2 separate regions of the Homo sapiens genome follow, and region 1 is linked to region 2. A link is a loop called in an ENCODE intact Hi-C map of the cell type or tissue named here. Cell type or tissue: endothelial cell of umbilical vein. All regions are shown on one strand.

Region 1 (5,000 bases), 110 kb before region 2:
TGCCTAATTTTTTTTTTTTTTTTGAGACAGGGTTTCACTCTGTCCCCCAGGCTGGAGTCCAGTGGCGCAATCTTGGCTCACTGCAACCTCCATCTCCTGGGTTCAAGCTATCCTCCTGTCTCAGCCTCCCAAGTAGCCAGGATTACACACGTGCATCACCACTCTCAACTAATTTTCTTGGATTTTTGGTAGAGATGGGGTTTTGCCATGTTGCTCAGGCTGGTGTTGAACTCCTGGGCTCAAATGATCTGCCTGCCTTGGCCTCCCAAAGTGCTGGGATTACGGGTATGAGCCACCATGCCCGGCCACGACTAATTTTTTTTTTTTTTGTATTTTTTGTAGAGACAGGGTTTCACCATGTTGCCCAGGCTGGTCTCAAACTCCTGAGCTCAAGTGATTTGTCCACTGCCTTGGCCTTGCAAAGTGCTAGGATTATAGGCTTGAGCCACCATGCCTGGATGGTAAAAATATTAAAGGTAATGATGCTAAGCATATGTCAAATATTTTACTGAATTCGTTATTTCATGAGGGAACCAGTAAGATGTTACAACTGGTTCAAAGGAGAATTCCAAGAATTACACACACACGTATGTAGATACTAAGGAAACTGAAATGAATTTTTTTTTTTTTGAGATAGAATCTCGCTCTGTCACCCAGGCTGGAGTGCAGTGGCACAATCTCAGCTCACTGCAAACTCTCCCTTCAGGGTTCAGGCGATTCTCCTGCCTCAGCCACCCAAGTAGCTGGGACCGCCGGCGCCTGCCACCATGCCCAGCTAATTTTTGTATTTTTGGTAGAGACCGGGTTTCACCATGTTCCCTAGGCTAGTCTTGAACCCTTGACCTCCAGCGATCTGCCTGTTTCAGCCTCCCAAAGTGCTGGGATTACAGGTATAAGCCACCACTCCTGGCCCTTGAAATGAATTTAGAGATAGATGCAAACTGTTTTTTGTTTTGTTTTGTTTTTTTGAGACAGGGTCTTTCTTTATCACCCACCCAGACTGGAGTGCAGTGGCATGATTATAGCTCACTGCAGCCTCAACCTCCTGGCCCCAAGTGATCCTTCTGCCTCAGCCTCCCATGTAGCTGGGACCACAGGCATATACCACCATGCCCAGCTAATTTAAAAAAATTTTTTTGTAGAGACAGGTCTCACTTTGTTGACCAGGCTGTTTGCGAATTCCTGGGCTCAAGCGATCCTCCCTGCTTGGCCTCCCAAACTGCTGGGATTACAGGCATGAGCCACCACACCCAGCTGCCCAACTGTTCTATCCACAGGGCAATAATTGCATTCCCCAGGACCCAGTTCATGGTAACGTGATTGGAACAGAGTGGTACTGACCCCCTACTTGGACAAGTATCATGTGCATTATTATCAGTTTTATCCAACTTACAGTGTTGTAAAATAACTCAAACAAGGAAAGCTGGAGGTAACCCAAGAAAATGAAACAGGACGCCCACTGATCTTTTTTTTTCTCACAGTATCAAGAGTGAATATTGAGGATGTTACTGAGTGCTGGGCACCATGCCAAGCTCTTTTCTTTGCATGCATTATAAACCAAGATATATCAGTTTTTTGTTTTTGTTTTTGTTTTTTTTTGAGACAGGATTCTTGCTCTGTTGCCCAGGCTGGAGTGCAGTGGCATGATCTTGGCCCACTGCAACCTCCACTTCCTGGGTTCAAGCGATTCTCCTGTCTCAGCCTCCCAAGTAGCTGGGATTACAGGTATGCATCACCTGGCCCAGCTAATTTTTGTATTTTTAGTAGAAACAGGGTTTCACCATGTTGGCCAGGCTAGTCTCAAACTCCTGACCTCAGATGATCCACCCACCTCGGCCTCCCAAAGTGCTGGGATTACAGGCGTGAGTCACTGCGCCCGGCCAATATATCAGCTTTATTCTCACTTTCTTCCCACCCCACAACCCATTAGTCTCTGAAGGCAGCTTGGAGGGCACAGGATTCGGCCCTTCTTACTCCTAGGAACCCTTGAGTGGCCTGCCTGTCTCTGGCTGCAGGAGCTGTCTCTGCTTCCCCCAGTATCCCCCCGAATGGAAGGCAGCTGTGCAGCAAATGAGACCAGCTTTTTGGAAGAAACTGTCATTCCTTAACTGGTTCTTTTTCCTTCTCAAGACCCCATTCTTCCCATTCCCTGGGATGGCTTCCGGCTGTTGTATTTCTGCTAATGCCCACCAGATGGCAGGTGCTCCTCGGCGTGAGTGCCAGGATCTCACCTGGCCCAGGCGCAAGCAGGCTCATAATAAACTCTGACTAGGAAGGGTCAAGAGAACGGTGTGGGAGACCCCAGAGTCTTCAATTTACCCATTGCAAACTGTACTGGGTCCTATCATGTGACCTATTCGGTCACTGGGGGGAGAAAATCTGAGTTCCTAGTCTCATGGGGGATAGTTACACAGGTGGGGGTCATCCAGACCACTGTGCTCATTCCAGGTGGCTGGCCACAAAGTGGCCTTCGGTGACCAGAGAACAGCCGGAAAACAGAAAGTAAAGCCAAGCTGGGAACAGCAGGGACTTGGTATCAGACAGATCTGGGTTGAAATCCTGACTCTGTCCACTACTAACTGTGTGGCTTGGGGCAAGTGATCTGAACCTAATTTTCCCCAACTGTCTAATGGGGGGATAATAATAGCCTGTAATTTCAGCACTTTGGGAGACTGAGGCTGGTGGATCACCTGGAGATCAGGAGTTCAAGACCAGCCTGACCAACATGATGAAACCCTGTCTCTACTAAAAATACAAAAATTAGCCGGGCCTGGTGGCGCATGCCTGTAAGTGCAGCTACTCAGGAGGCTGAGGCAGGAGAATCACTTGAACCCGGGAGGCGGAGGTTGCAGTGAGCTGAGATCGCGCCACTGAATTCCAGACTGAGCAACAGAGTGAGATTCTGTTTTAAAAGAAAAAAGAAAAAAAAAAAGGACAATAAAGCCTACTTGATAACTTCCCAGTGAGGAGCGAGGGAAAGGTGTGTAAGGGGCTTGGCCTGACACCCTGGAGCCTTGGGATCCTCCCTTCCACGATGCTGCTCTGGCCGGGGACCAAGCCCTCCCTCAAAAGCCACATCCCATCCTCATGTGCCCCAGACACCTACCTGGGCTCGAAGCTGCTCCTCTTCCTGGGTGGAGAATTCTGTGCGGCAGTGGAGAGGAACATCCATTTCAGCCACTATCTCGCCAATCCTTTGTTGCATGGCCACACACTCTTCCGCAGACAAGAATCCTTCCAGCACCAGGAATCCATCCTGTTGGAACTGCAGGCAGGCTTGAGACTCAGGCTTCCCCAGTCTGCAAATGCTCCTGTCTGACCCTTCCCTCAACCTTGCAGCTGTGTGAAGGTGGGACCAGGTATCTTGTTTGCTGCCCTGTCCCCAACCCCAGGCATGGAGTCTGGCACCCAGCAAAGAGCAATCAATATTGGCTGCTTGAATGGAAGAACAAGTAGTGAGGCCGGGTGCAGTGGCTCATGCCTCTAATCCCAGCACTTTGAGAGGCTGAGGCGGGCAATAACTTGAGGTCATGAGTTTGAGACCATCCTGGCTGGTCTCAAACCAGCCAGGGCATGGTTAGCTGGGCATGGTGGTGCATGCCTGTAGTCCCAGCTACTTGGGAGGCTGAGGCAGGAGAATCACTTGAACCCAGGAGGCGGAGGTTGCAGTGAGCCGAGATCTCACCACTGCACTCCAGCCTGAGCAACAGATGAGACTCCACCTCGAAAAAAAAAAAAAAAAAAGAAAGAAAAAGAAAAAGGAAGCTGGGCACAGTGGCTCACGCCTGTAATCCCAGCACTTTGGGAGGATCACTTAAGGTCGGGAGTTCCAGACCAGCCTGACCAACATGGTGAAACCCCATCTCTACTAAAAATACAAAAACTTGGCCAGGTGTGGTGGCGCATGCCTGTGTAATCCCAGCTCCTCGGGAGGCTGAGGCAGGAGAATAGCTTGGAGGCAGGAGAATAGCTTGAACCCAGGAGGTGGAGGTTGCAGTGAGCCGAGATCATGCCATTGCATTCCAGCCTGGGCAACAAAAGCGAAACTCCGTCTCAAAAAAAGAAAAGAAAAAGGAGCGGCAAGGGAAAGTTGTCCCTGCCCTTCCCCTCCAGGCTTGGGTCACCTGGAAACACAACCTTATTCATGTATTCAGCCAATATTGATTGAGCATCTACTGTGTCTGAGACACGGTTTTAGGAGCTAAAAGTATGGCTATAAGCAAGCCAGCCATGATGCCTGCCCTCATGGTGTCTACAGTCTAGTGAAAGAGACCGGCATTACACTAACCACACAGGTAAATTTACTGTCACAAACTTCGTGCCAGAGAGAGAGGATGAGTGTGAGTGCTGAAGGCAGAAGCAGCTAGCGTAAGCTGGCTGGGAAGGAGAAGGGTCTGGGAGCAGCAGCGCTGAGGGAGTGACATTTCAAGAGGGGACCAGCAGGATAAGGGAAGGGCATTCCAGACAGAGGGAGCAGGATATGGGAAGCCCCTGAATTTGGGAGGAACATAAGGAATTGGGAATGGATAGGGCAGAGTGAGGGGAGGGGTGGAAGAGGAGGCAGGAGGGTGGCAGGGGCTGGGCCAGGCTGGGAGCTATATTCTATCCTGAGCGCAGTGGCAGCCAGGGAGGGGAAGTAGATGGCTTCTTCTGATTTGCCTCTGGTCCTCTTATTCTGAGGCTCTTGAGAGAGAAAGGGAGGGAATGAATATCTGCACATTTGCCTGCAGAGCGTTACCAAGTTTTAGCCCCAACAGGGACACTGAAAGTCACCTACTGCTGGGCATGGTGGCTCACACCTATAATCCCAACAGTTTGGGAAGTCAAGCTGGGTGGATTGCTTGAGGTCAGGAGTCGGAGACTAGCCTGGCCAGCAAGGTGAAACCCTGTCTCTACTAAAAATACAAAAATTAGCCAGGTGCGGTGGCGGGCACCTGTAATCCCAGCTACTCGGGAGGCTGAGGCAGGAGAATCATTTGAACTCAGCAAGCAGAAGTTGC
Region 2 (5,000 bases):
CCTGGGGCAAGCCTGGCCCTGTGAGTGGCAGTAGGGGCCTCAGGTGAGTGGGAGGTTCTGCCGCCCCCCTGGTTTCCACCTTACCTGGGCAGGAAGAGTGGCCCTGTGCAGACATAGACGTTTTGGTAGCTGCGGGTCAAGCTGCGGCTATATTTCTCCAGGTTGTTCCAGGCATTCTGGTTGAGGTGGGGCACCTGGTAGGAGAGATAGGGCTTAGCAGGACTGTGGCTGGGACCCTTCCTCCTCTATCAGAGGGCCGCCCCAGGTCCTGAGGGGATGGACAGGCTCAGAGATATCCAGTGAGACAAGCGGGGGGAAACTGAGGCTCAAGGAATGAAAGTCACTCCCTGAAACCCAGGGCTGATAGAGTGCTAGCCACCACCCTCTGTCCCTCCCACAGCCCAGGTGTCAAAGTCTTTTCTCAGCTCCCAAGAGTCGAATGAAGGAAGAGCCTGTCTCCACCTTTCAGAGAGGACTGAGGCCTGTCCCCAGCCCCACCCAGGGTCTCCTGGGAAGACCAGCCCTTCCAACTACCAACCCGTTCCTTTTCCCAGTCTGAGCCACAGGAAGAGCCTAGCGGGGAATGCCATGAATCGACCTCCATCCTGAGCTCTCCAGGCCTGGGACAATGGAAAGTGGATAGGGGGCTGTCTTCCCAGAAGGAAGCTGGGTCAGAGGTTGGTGCCCCATGGGCTCCACCCAGAGCCCCATGGCAGTCTCCATCCATTGGTGCCAGGACCTGCTGGGAACAGGCTGAGAGGGTGGTTGGCCCAGTGCACAGTGCCTGGCACTAACAACCTGATCGTGGGCCAGGTGTCTGCCTCGAAACTGCCTGAAGGCAGGCAGGGTAGGACAATGTCTGGAGGCTCACGGTTTTATAGACTAGGGGTCCCCAACCCCTGGGCTACAGACCGGTACCAGAACCGGGCCACACAGCAGGAGGTGAGCAGCAGGCGAGCAAGGGAAGCTTCATCTGTATTTACAGCCACCCCCCCATTGATCCCACAGCAGCCTGAGCTCCGCCTCCTGTCAGATCAGTGGCGGCTGGAGATTGTCATAGGAGCTGGAACCCTATGGTGAACTGCGCATGTGAGGAGGTTGCGCGCTTCTTTTGAAAACCTAATGCCTGATCTGTCGTTGTTGCCCATCACCTCCAGATAGGACTGTCTAGTTGCAGGAAAACAAGCTCAGGGCTCCCACGGATCCTACATTACTGTGAGTTGTATATTTCACTATATGTTACAATGTAATAATAATAGAAATAAAATGTACATAAATGTAACGCACTTGAATTATCCTGAAACCCGCCCTCACCCACCAAGCCGTGGAAAAACTGTCTTCCACGAAACCGCACCCTGGTGCCCAATAGGTTGGGCGCTGCGGTTCTACAACAGACAGCCTTCTTCTGCTGTGTGACACTGTGCCCGTCACTTTGCCTCTGTGAGCCTCAGCGCCTCATCACTACCGCAGGAGGAAGGTGAATAACGGTATTATCCCCATTTTTTTGACGAGGAAAGCGACGCTCAGGGAGGTGCCCAGGGTTCGCAGTTGAAGCTCAAGCCCTGGTCGGCCTGCAGACCCTGTGCCTGGAGCCCAGTGCTCCTCCCTCCCGCCACGGGATGTCACTGCGATGCCTGACCGGGGGCGCGTTGGGCAGCTGCCCCGTTCTGCAGAAGAACAAACCGAGGCCCCGCGAGGCCAGGCGCCGGCCCCGCATTCCGCGACCGGCCCGGGGCGCGGGCGCTACCTGGGGCGCGACGTTGCTCAGGTAGAACGTGTCGTCCATGGCCTTCTGGCTCCAGCGGTGGTTGGCGGCGGCGGCCAGGTGACCGCGGTCGAAGCCACTGCCGCGGTAGTCGGCGTTGGTGGCACGGTGGTACGCGTGCACCGAGTCGTCCTCGCGGAAGTCGCACTCGCGCCGGTCGCCGTCGCCGCGGAGACGCTCGGGTCGCAGCTGCTCCACCACCCAGAGCGCGCCGCGGGTGCGCGGGTCGTAGCACAGCACGTACGACTCGCGGCTCTTGAGCTGCGCCAGCCCCGGCAGCCCGTACTTGGCCAGCTCGCCCGGGCCGCGGGGTCCCCCGGGCACAGGGGGCAACTCGGCTGCCGCCGCCACGGGCAGCACGGGCAGCCGGCCCAGCAGTCCCGGCGCCGCCCGCGCGTCCTCCCGCCGCCGCCGCCAGCCCTCGACGACCGCACCCAGCCCCGCGCCCGACGCCAGGGTCAGGCCGGCCCGCAGCGCCCGCATGGCCGGGGAGCGACCTAGCGGCGGGCGACCCGCGAGGCTCTTAAAGGAGCCGCGTCGCGGGATCCAACGAGGGCACAGGGCTGCTGGGGCCGCGGACGATAGCGTGACCTCCCTTCCACTCACAAACACTGCCAAGGGCTTGGGCCTCGGAACCCAGAAGGGAGCAGCAGAGCCCAACCGGGTGTCCCCGGCGTCCTTTCTTTGCGCATTTAAGACGCCGGTATGAGGGGCGTGGCATCGTCGCCTCAGCTCGCGATTGGCCACCATCAGGCCTGGCTCCGCACCCGCCTCGCAGGCCCCCTGCTGGTCGTGGGGTGGGAGACACTCTCTCCTCTGCGCCTGCGCAGGGAGCTCCTGCTTAATACGCTCCGCGGAAGGGTCAAGCACTGTCGAAAGCTTTTACTGTCACTGCTTAGTCTCACCCTCTACACCGCTCGGAGAGTGAGCTCCTAGTTCGCAGAGCAGGCACAGGGCCCCAGGTATATCTGGCCCTAGGCTATCCTCCATGACACCATAAAATAAGCCCCGCAATTCTACCAGATTGGCAAAGGTTTCTTTTTTTTTTTTTTTTTTTTTGAGACGGAGTTTCGCTCTGGTCGCCCAGACTCGAGTGCAATGGCGTGATCTCGGCTCACTGCAACCTCCGCCTCACAGGTTCAAGCGATTCTCCTGCTTCAGCCTCCCAAGTAGCTGGGATTACAGGCATGCGCCACCACGCCCGGCTAATTTTGTATCTTTAGTAGAGACAGGGTTTCTCCATGTTGGTCAGGCTGGTCTCAAACTCCCGACCTCAGGCGATCCGCCGGCCTCGGCCTCCCAAAGTGTTGGCATTACAGGCGTGAGCCACCGCGCCCGGCCCAGATTGGCAAAGATTTTAATTAACAGCAGTTTGAGGACAAGGATGCAGACGGCTGATGCTGGCTGCTGGCTGGAACAGAAACCTGGGGCGAATATTCCAAAAAACAGCTTGACAGTACAGTACAAGCGAAGCCTTAAAAAGGTTCATACCGTTCAACCCACGCAGAGGGCTGAGCTGGGGAAATCTCGGGAATGCAAGGATCTCGAACGCAAATATTCACCAGAGTATTACACTGCCGGCAGGAATAAGCAAAATATTCAGAAATATGGACTGGTTAAGGACTTTTATTTTTTGAGACGGAGTCTCACTCTATTGCCCAGGCTGGAGTGCAATGGCGTGATCTCCGCGCAGTGGAACCTCTGCCTCCCAGGTTCAAGTGATTCTCCTGCCTCAGCCTCTGAAGTAGCTGGGATTACAGGCGCGCACCACCAGGCCCAGCTAATTTTTTTTTTTTTTTGAGACGGAGTCTCGCTCTGTCGCCCAGGCTCACTGCAACCTCCGCCTCCTTGGTTCAAGCGATTCTCGTGCCTCGGCCTCCTGAGTAGCTGGGACTACAGGCGCGCGCCACCACGCCCAGCTAATTTTTGTACTTTTAGTAAAGAATGGGTTTCACCATGTTGGCCAGGCTGGTCTCGAACTAACTCCTGACCTTGTGATCCACCCACCTTGGCCTCCCAAAGTGCTGGGGTTATAGACATGGGCCACCCAACCCAGCCACTCTTAGCATTTTTTTTTCCTTTAAGGAAAATAAGGTCTTGTGCTGTCACCCACACGGAGTGCAGTGGCAAGATCACAGTTCACTGCAGCCTTGACCTCCTGGGCTCAAGCCATCCTCCTGCCTCACCCTCCCGAGTAGCTAGGACCACAGACACATATCATGATGCCTGGCTAACTTTTAAATTTTTTATAGAGATGGGGCCTCGCTATGTTGTCCAGGCTGGTCTTGAACTCCTGGCCTCCAGTGATCCTCCTGCCTTGGCCTCCCAAAGTTACAGGCATGAGCCACTAAGCCCTCCTGAGGTCAGTAGTTTGAGACCAGCCTGGCCAACATGGCGAAACCCTGTCTCTACTAAAAATACAAAAATTAGCTGGGCATAGTGGACCGTGCCTGTAATCCCACCTACTGGGGGACTGAGGCAAGAGGATTGCTTGAACCTGGAGGGCGGAGGTTGCAGTGAGCCGAGATCATGCCACTGCACTCCAGCCTGGGCAACAGAGTGAGACTCTGCTTCAAAAAAAAATATGGGACAGGGTCTTGCTTTGTTGCCCAGGCTGTTCTTGACCTCCTGGGATCAAGTGATCTGTGGGCCTCAGCCTCCTGAGTAAATGGGACTACAGGCTATGGTGTATCACCATACCCAGCTACTTTCAGCAATTTTGAAATATACATTAACTATAGTGACCATGCTGTAGTTTGTGTTTTTTTTTTTTGGAGACAGAGTTTTGCTCTTGTTGCCCAGGCTGGGGTGCAATGGCGTGATCTCGGCTCACCACAACCTCTGCCTCCCAGGTTCAAGTGATTCTCCTGCCTCAGCCTCCCGAGTAGCTGGGATTACAGGCATGTGTCACCATCCCCAGCTAATTTTTTGTATTTTTAGTAGAGACAGGGTTTCTCCATGCTGGTCAGGCTGGTCTCGAACTCCCGACCTCAGATGATCCACCCACCTCAGTCTCCCAAAGTGCTGGGATTACAGGTGTGAGCCATCGCACCTGGCCATACCATGCTATAGTTCTAAAAAAAAAACATTCCTGGGCCGGGTATGGTGGCTTAGGCCTGTAATCATAGCCCTTTTGGAGGCCAAGGTGGGAGGATTGCTTGAACCAAGGAGTTCAAGACCAGCCTGGGCAACATAGTAAGACCCCCGTCTCAAATTAAAAAAAAAAAAATCCTCC

Evidence for each region. A loop is a pair of places that touch in the nucleus more often than their neighbours do. Peaks named below come from ENCODE experiments on the same cell type or tissue, not always from the same donor. Only the 100,000 strongest peaks of a DNase experiment are listed, where the experiment ranks them.
Region 1: a loop joins it to region 2, with 13 times the contacts of the local background. A loop is called at or near these places in 2 of 110 quality-filtered maps.

The regions. Positions count from the first base shown.
Region 1 is chr9:128,925,303-128,930,302 of GRCh38, reverse strand. PHYHD1 (phytanoyl-CoA dioxygenase domain containing 1) reads right to left here. Exons shown (of 13, transcript NM_001100876.2): 4 at 3,107-3,265. Among named protein-coding and RNA genes, the nearest start is that of PHYHD1, 6.8 kb to the right of the region's middle. In endothelial cell of umbilical vein, a CTCF peak has its summit at 2,186 (motif pointing right); a DNase peak (open chromatin) is centred at 2,202.
Region 2 is chr9:128,815,933-128,820,932 of GRCh38, reverse strand. It overlaps ENDOG (endonuclease G), which reads right to left and starts at 2,433. Exons shown (of 3, transcript NM_004435.2): 1 at 1,748-2,433; 2 at 85-194. The coding sequence starts at 2,248. It overlaps KYAT1-SPOUT1 (KYAT1-SPOUT1 readthrough), which reads left to right. Exons shown (of 25, transcript NR_182311.1): 25 at 1-1,282. SPOUT1 (SPOUT domain containing methyltransferase 1) reads left to right here. Exons shown (of 12, transcript NM_016390.4): 12 at 1-1,282. RefSeq lists enhancers at 1,430-1,519, 1,470-2,035 and a silencer at 2,140-2,199. In endothelial cell of umbilical vein, a CTCF peak has its summit at 2,537 (motif pointing left); a DNase peak (open chromatin) is centred at 2,542; H3K4me3 peaks cover 1,340 bases.